2 separate regions of the Homo sapiens genome follow, and region 2 is linked to region 1. The links are chromatin contacts, found by Hi-C or POLR2A ChIA-PET in ENCODE. All regions are on one chromosome and are shown on one strand. The core of a region is the stretch at or near the end of the contact, and the rest is flanking DNA. Distances in the headings are between cores, read along the strand shown. Region 1 overlaps DMD (dystrophin). Region 2 overlaps DMD (dystrophin).

Region 1 (3,926 bases), core at 945-3,444:
ATCCACTGTCCCCAGGAGAAAGCAAGATAGCTTTTCTCCCTGTCATGTCATTACCTATGCCCAGAGTTCTCCTCTTGTTCCTCTCATGAAGCAAATCAATATCTCACCTTTCATCCCCTCCATACGTGGTTCTGAGCTACTTCTATTTATGGCATTATTTAGATATTTTTATAATATAAGCAGGAAGCAAGAGGGACAGAAAAAAATAATCAGTGGCCAGGTGTGGTGGCTCACACTTGTAATCCCAGCACTTTGCGAGGCCGAGGCAAACGGATCACCTGAGGTCAGGAGTTTGAGACCAGCTTGCCCAACATAGTGAAACCCCGTCTCTACTAAAAATACAAAAAATTAGCAGGGTGTGGTGGCGCGTGCCTGTAGTCCCATCTACTCAGGAGGCTGAGGCAGGAGAATCACTTGAACCCAGGAGGCAGAGGTTGCAGTAAGCCGAGATCGTGCCACTGCACTCCAGACTGGGTGACAGAGCGAGACTCCGTCTCAAAAATAAATAAATAAATAAATAAAAATAATAATAATCAATAACTTGGTTCTTCTCTATTACTTTCAGGAATTTTTTAAGTTTCTGATTTCTTCCATGGCCATTAGGATTTTCCACTTATGTGGCTTCCAAATTATTCTAAGTCAGGGAGATTTTATGTTTTGTTATCACTCACTTTCAGCTTCACTTTAGAATTGCAAGATTTAGATTCAAAGTGTGTAATTAACTGATGGCCTTAGGTAAACCCTAACTTATCTGTATCTCAATTTGCATGGATGAAACATTCATAATATAAAAGTATACACCACAAATATACCTACTCAACCAAACTATTGGCTCCTTAATGACAAAGATTAAGTCTCTATATCTTTCCTAACTTTGTACCTAATAGGTTCAAAATAAATATTTTTTGAATGAACAAATTAGTGAGTCAACAATCAGTCACCCGGTTGGCCAGTACCTATGGTGTTTTAAGTGCAATCTACCAGATAATTCAACCTTCATAATAAATAGATTTATCTTGAGATTATCATTGCTATAATAGTGTAGTAGCATACTTCATATAAGTTTATTTTGTGAACCTTAAGAAGCTCAAGGACAAACATCTGTGTAGTATTCCTAACATTTTCTAAATTGCATATTTTATTTTCATAGAGGTGCTCTACGTCTTTAGTATTGCTTCTAATTCTCTCATATCACTATTTTGGACCCTTGGGTCTGGCTGTCTTGGAAAGGTGAAAAGAAAGGTATGGGGAAGAGGATGTGTTTTAACAAAGATAATTTTATCTGTTCAAGGGATTCAGGAAGTAATTATCTTAACATCTGAATGCTAACATCTGAATATTGTAAATACGTATTCTGTATGTACATGGGAGAAAATATCTATATCTGATACCTTTTCTATCATCACATAAAGGAACTGACTTCTCTGGTTTAAAATATTAACCAAAATTTATATGACAAAATCAGTATATATGAGTATATATTTTCTCAAACCTCTTTCAAACAGGCCTTTTTGGGAGACAAGACACTTATCAAAATCAAGGCTCTTGACATTAAATATTCTTGTTTGTCTTTTTTTAAAAAAAAGTCTTCATTTTTCTTTCTTTTAAAATGCAATAAATTATACTACAACATGCAGTTTATGGTGAGTTATTAGATACTGAAAAATTGGCTTTCCATTATTTTAATGCAGATTCTACATTGCTTTTTTTTTACTACATAAAGCCATTTGTTTTAAGCTCCATGCTACAAAGACCACAGATGTTCATTGCCTAGAACAGTGTCTGATACATAGTAGTTGCTTGAAGTTTGTTAAGTGACTAAATTAAAGAGGATCTTACATATAACCATGTTTAAAATTACATATTGTTATTTATAGTTTTTCCCACATGATAAGAATTATTGCCATTTTCTTTAACCTCTGACCTCCTTGAACCAACTATTTCTCTCTTTTTGTGGGAGTTTTATCCTTTTGTATTTAATCTGAATCTTTTGAAATTCTAAAGATACAATCACTTAACCCTCTCTTCCATCCACTTTCTTTTCTTAATTTCAGGCAACAATGTGAAAATAATGGTGCTTATGTCTTTGTAATAACAGAACTTTCTTTGTCTTTTCTTTGGCCTCATTTTAATCTTCAATGACTCATATTTAAGAAATGAACTGTGCAGCTGTGGTGGATCTAAGTCCTTGGCAACAACTCGATGGGCAAACACGTGGTCTCTCACAATGGATGCTCCTTAGCTTTGAATTATTTACTGTCCAGTTTTAACAATGGAATTATATCATCAAATAGTGCCTTGGACTTTTTAAGTTTTTAGTGCCTTAAGTTTTTAAGTTTGATGAGACCTTTAAGATCCATTTCCGGCCGGGCGTGGTGGCTCACGCCTGTAATCCCAGCACTTTGGGAGGCCAAGGCGGGCAGATCACGAGGTTGGGAGATGGAGACCATCCTGGCTAACACGGTGAAACCCCGTCTCTACTAAAAATACAAAAAATTAGCTGGGCGTGGTGGCGGGCGCCTGTAGTCCCAGCTACTCGGGAGGCTGAGGCAGGAGAATGGCATGAACCTGGGAGGTGGAGCTTGCAGTGAGCCGAGATTGCGCCACTGCACTCCAGCCTGGGCGACAGAGCGAGACTCCATCTCAAAAAAAAAAAAAAAAAAAAAAAAGATCCATTTCCTTATTTTACAGACCTTGTTCCAACAATTATCTCCACCTTCTGTCAAGGTCGTAACATATATCTAGGGTGACCAACTTTCCTCGTTTTCCTGAGACTGTCCAATTTTCCTGAAACTATTCTGGTTTTAACATCGAAAGTCTCTCATCCTGAAAAACTCAATGCTGGACAAACCAAGATGGTTGGTTACCCTACTGCTAGCTTCCGTCTTTCACTCTAGGTTCAAATCATTCCTATGCTAAAAAGAACTTCTTATCCCTTTGTCTTGTTATCCTCTCTGTCCTCCTGTCGTGTCTTCCTCTTTTCCTTCTCAGAAAAAGAAAATTGAACATTTGATTTTCACTTGAAATACCTACTCCTTCTTCCACTCACTCCTCAGCTATGCCTACTTCTGAGGCTTCTGCCCTCCACTGAAATTGCTCTCAGCACATCTAGTGAACACTCTGCAATGCTGATCTTACTTTACTTCTGTGTTTCATTGGACTCACTTGGTCACCCTCTTCCTCTCAAAATTCTCACTCTCTCCTTGAAATTTCTACACTCCTCATTTCCCCTAATCTCTCCACCTATTTGTTCCTTTTCTATCTCTCAAGAGATCCTGTTCCTCTGTTTGCCCATTAAACTTTGATATGTAGGCACTCAACGTATATTAGCTGAATGAGAAAATAACTCCTAAGTATTTTTTTTCTCCTCAAACCTCAGAATTTATTATTTCCTTGTGGAAGGAATGTTAGCTTTCCAAGCTGAGCATATCACAGTCCCTTACTCTGTCCCCCATGCACAGAACACCCCCCCCACACACACACACACACACCATCATGTTGCATTTTTAATATTACTCTTCAATAATTTTATCCTGAATGAGCATGAGGGGTTCTGAATCAGAGGCAGATTTCATTTAATTACCTTACAGTAAATATTGTTGCTGTGCCCTTCCTTTGCCCAAAGACTTACCCCTAGGGCAACATGATGAACGCTGATGAAACATTTTCCTACTTGAGTGGCTGGGTACTCCATAAGTGGGAGACTAGGAAAAATCATTTTTTCTGCTTATAAAGGAGAAGGAGGCTGCTATCCATCTCTCATTCTGAAAGGTTCTCTGTGGAAACATAACAGGCCTGAGTCCTAATTCCAGCTTCTGCAGAAACCAGCTAGCCCTGTGTGTCTCATGTTTTACAATCTGGAAATGTCTCCAAGGTATGGGCTTCATATTTTTTGAAATGTAAATACCTAGAAAGATACCCACTCC
Region 2 (3,889 bases), core at 676-3,175, 63 kb before region 1:
CAGCTCCCAGGTGATGACACTCATGCTGGCAACCTATGAACCATTGAGTGGCACTGTTCCAGGGGGCAGGGCAATGAGAAATTGAAGTCAAAAGCCCCAAGACCTGGTGCTACGAAAATACTCTGGTTCCTTCCCTCTCAACTGATTTACTTGTCGGTGTGATTTTGCAAAAATCCCTGAACTTCTTAAATCCCAGTTACCTCACCTGAAAAGTATGAGTGTTGCTCCAGATCTGGAGGCTTTCAGACCATGCAAATCGAATTCAAACCATGCAAACCATTCAAGTCATTCTAGAAAGTTCTGCAAGGTGCCTCAGAGGCCAAAGGGAGAGATGGGAAGAGGGATTGAATGGGCTCTTTCCAAGGTTCCCTAACCCACTTGAATACTTTCATCTTTTATCTCTTTCATATATTCCACTTTTGAGTATGGTTTCATTTAGAAAATAGGATTTTATACCAACAGATTTAAAGAAAAACTCCAAGTCTGAAAATGACTCATTTATTTAAAACTGTATAGAACAAAGACATTTAGTGCACAATTCCAAAAATTCTCTGATCCTTCCACAGCATGCCCAGTATGCTGCAAGAGTGCCAGCAAACACATGCTTACTGCTCACAAATGTGAAATTTAACCCCATGCACTAGGAGGTCCCTAGTGTGGGGTGGTTTTAGCTAACCAGACTAAGAGAGTACAGGGCAACATCGAGCCTTTCTCTGCGGTCATGTCTGATTCATTAAAAATCCAGCTTTCCCCGAAGATATATTAATTACCTTCTGTTTCAGAATTTGTTTTTAGAGCCTAATTCTTAATTATATCTCCAGCCATTGTGTGATTTGACCATTTTGGAACTAAAAAGTTATCCTATGAAATTCCACCTCCAACTATTGCCACACTGTTAGTTTGTCTATTTCATACACCATGCCAATCTTAGCGTGGTGCTAGCATTTCATTATAACCAGCTTTCATTTTTAATAAGACCATGTGTATATGAAATTGTAGACTTCAGTCTTTGTATGAATTGAAAGCTATTAATCTTCCCAGGGTTAGGTTATGTTAAACAGATTGTAATGTTCTTCTTTTTATTATGTTATTTAAATCCCCTTCATTTCATACTGCACCAATACATTTCTACTATCTTGGAATAAATTAATTCCAGTTACGTGATGGAAAATTTTAGTGTAAAAATATAACCTGCAGTATAATTTTTTCTGTCAGAATACCAACTAGAACTGGTATGTTTCATTCTAATTGGAAATTTGAGTTATCGCTTTGATTTTTAACAGTGGGAAAGGAAAATGAAGATTGATATCTTTCAATAGCCGTTCATTCATTCTTCATTCCTTCATTCATTCACGTATTAAGAATAGTCTATGTGCTAAGAACAGAAAGAGTGTTAGAGATATGAAGATTAATAAGACCAGATCCCTGCCTGCAGGCATTTCCTATTCTATGTCATAGATAGGGGGCTATTCTGTTTAGAGGTAAAGCATGACCCACATTGCCTCTGACAAGAAGCATAATGTCTGTAGCAGCTAACTGCTGGAGACAGGAGGCTAGAGGGCTGCCCTGGTAATTGGTATTCAAGTCTTCAAGAAAGGAAACCAGCTATTCCAAAATCAGTGGGCAAGAGGAAGTTGTAAAGTTAAGTGAAATGACTAAAATATGAATAACTAAAGGTTGGAATCTGGTAGAAGGAGAGGAGAGCATCGGTCAGCACCTTAGTTTGGGAAGGTGGTGTGGCCATAGTAGGCTTTATTTAGAAAGAAGCAATTCTTAGGTACCAGCTAGGTTTCAGTTCCTTAAGGGGAGAAAACTGGCAAAATATAGGCAGGTTTCCAGGGTGCAAAGCCACGTTCTAGCTTCAGCTCAGGCAAGGCCCTGGGGTATGAATCACCACCAGAGTAGCCCAGCCAAAATGACTAAGGGATCTAAGCTGGTTGCTAATGAAAGAGGTTGCAGCTCAAGGCAGCTCTGCTGACGCCCACTGGATACTGGGATTACATTGATTTAACACATGGAAACCACTTAATATGGTATGTGGCACAACACAATTAAGTACTCATAAATATTTGCAGATAATGCTGCTGCCATTGCTGTTTTTGTCGTTAGAAGACTCGGGAAAATCATCTAATACAGGAATCCATCTGTTGGCGGGGCTTGGGCTTCTAATATTTGACTGGTTGATTTTTGTCGACCCAATCTTAACAATATTATACACAGCCATTACTTCAGGAAAGGCAGTTGTAAAGAATGGTATAAATTTCCTGTAACTTGACTGCCACATTCTAGCTGAGTCACCTCTATATACCTCAGTTTCTTTGTATCCGCAGTGAAGATTAATGACCTCATAGGGTTGTTATTAGAATGAAGTGAATTACTACACTGGACTTATTTAGGACAGTAACTCGCACATAGTGAGTGCTCAAGGAAATCTCAGACCCTGCCTGCTAGTGGAGGGTCCAGCTCCTGATACATTTGGGGGCAGGTTTAAGGAGTTCATTGATTTAGAGCTGTAAGGGCTGATCTTTCACCCTGCATGTCTTCAGCAACTGTGGCTGGTAAAGTCCAGAGCAGTCAAAGGCTGACAAATCCTTGTTAGAAATCACAAATGCCCATTCTCACAACTTCTGTGGTGTTTTCCATCCTTTCCCTAGAATACTTTCTTTTTAAGGCAAAGGAAAGAATAATCACTGCAGATAGCACACAGTATTTTTTTGCAACATATTTTCAAAAATTATGATGAGAAAAGTGTATCATTCCTGTGAAGAAACAGCATAAGGAAAATGATTTGAGAAAGAAACATGGTTCTTAAACTGAAACAAGTGTCAGAAGGAATCCCAGAAGGCAGAAGGAAATATAGTAATCATGATGAAGTCTAGAGCTCACACCGGTTAACAGAATGGCAGCAGCGATATTCATCTCACGCCTCTTCCATGCTGTCCCTGAGTGAGCTTCTGCTGAATTGCCTGGCTGGTGAGGATTGGTTTCAGCAGCAGAAGGAATGGGCTGCCAGCTGAAGGCTCTGGTTCTGATCCTGGGTAGGGTCAGAGAAAGCAAGATGTGACCATCACTTTTGACCTTGGTCTTGAATTTGATTCCATGGAACAACGATATTTTACAAACCCAGTTGAAGGTTTATCCCTTTTTCTATTCAACACAGGGAGAGTCCTTAGAGCCCCAGGAAGACTTAGCCCTTTTTCATTCTAAGAGTAAACCACATCTAGGTTTCCAGAGATGAAAAGACCAGGCTCTGATCTTCCTTCTGGAAGCCCTTGCCTATTCAACAAGCATGAGTATTAAATGCTATTGCCTTGGAATCATAATTCAGTTTTCACAGTTTGGGCTATGTCAGAACCATTCTTGTCAACCCCCTGTTTTCTGAGAACCCGAAACCTGCTTGTTTAGAATTTTAGAATCTACTTGACTCTTACAGGGGAGAAAAGATCTCTTTTCTCACCCATCGCTAGGTTCATGGCTGAGGCACCTATAATGAAGGACAAATCAACAACATAAAAGCATGCGAATTTATTTAATATAAGTTTCACATGACACAGGAGCCTTCAGAAATGACCCAAAGAATCAGGGAAAAGTGTGTATTTTTATGCTCTGATTTGAGGAAAAGTAGATGTCCAGTATGACTGGACAAAGGGGAATGGTAATAAACTGGGGTGACCACAGCAAGGCCTGTTTCTGCAGAACCTCCTGTGTCCCTGTGTTTTCAGAGGTAAAAATTTTCCTTTCCTTCCAGTATAGTAAGGGCACCTCTGGTATGATAGTCTCATGACCTGCTTCAGGGGAGAAGGGGGAAGGGGAAGGTGAGAGTGACCATCCTGCTTCTGCTGTCTTCTCAAATACCAAGCTGCCATATTGTGGATTTTGGAGTAGCGTA

What was found. A loop is a pair of places that touch in the nucleus more often than their neighbours do. ChIA-PET counts read pairs that join two places held with the same protein, here RNA polymerase II (POLR2A). Pooled maps may share reads with other maps.
Region 2: a map with no recorded cell type shows a loop between it and region 1 (4-fold over the local background). The contact joins two enhancer-like sites. A Hi-C loop is called at or near these places in 2 of 168 maps with a recorded cell type or tissue (A673 and endothelial cell of umbilical vein), 1 of 37 single-sample maps with no recorded cell type and 1 of 50 pooled maps. POLR2A ChIA-PET finds 5 or more read pairs at or near these places in 1 of 52 experiments (HEK293).

What each region holds. Positions count from the first base shown.
Region 1 is chrX:31,481,784-31,485,709 of GRCh38, reverse strand. The region is part of intron 57 of DMD (dystrophin); the gene reads left to right. Among named protein-coding and RNA genes, the nearest start is that of FTHL17, 410 kb to the right of the region's middle. Within about 2 kb of position 2,194, at least 2 of the 41 ENCODE cell types and tissues checked have a DNase peak (open chromatin) inside an H3K27ac peak, as active enhancers do; they include endothelial cell of umbilical vein, where a contact is called at or near this core.
Region 2 is chrX:31,544,352-31,548,240 of GRCh38, reverse strand. All of the region lies in intron 55 of DMD (dystrophin), which reads left to right. Among named protein-coding and RNA genes, the nearest start is that of FTHL17, 470 kb to the right of the region's middle. Within about 2 kb of position 1,925, at least 3 of the 41 ENCODE cell types and tissues checked have a DNase peak (open chromatin) inside an H3K27ac peak, as active enhancers do; they include endothelial cell of umbilical vein, where a contact is called at or near this core.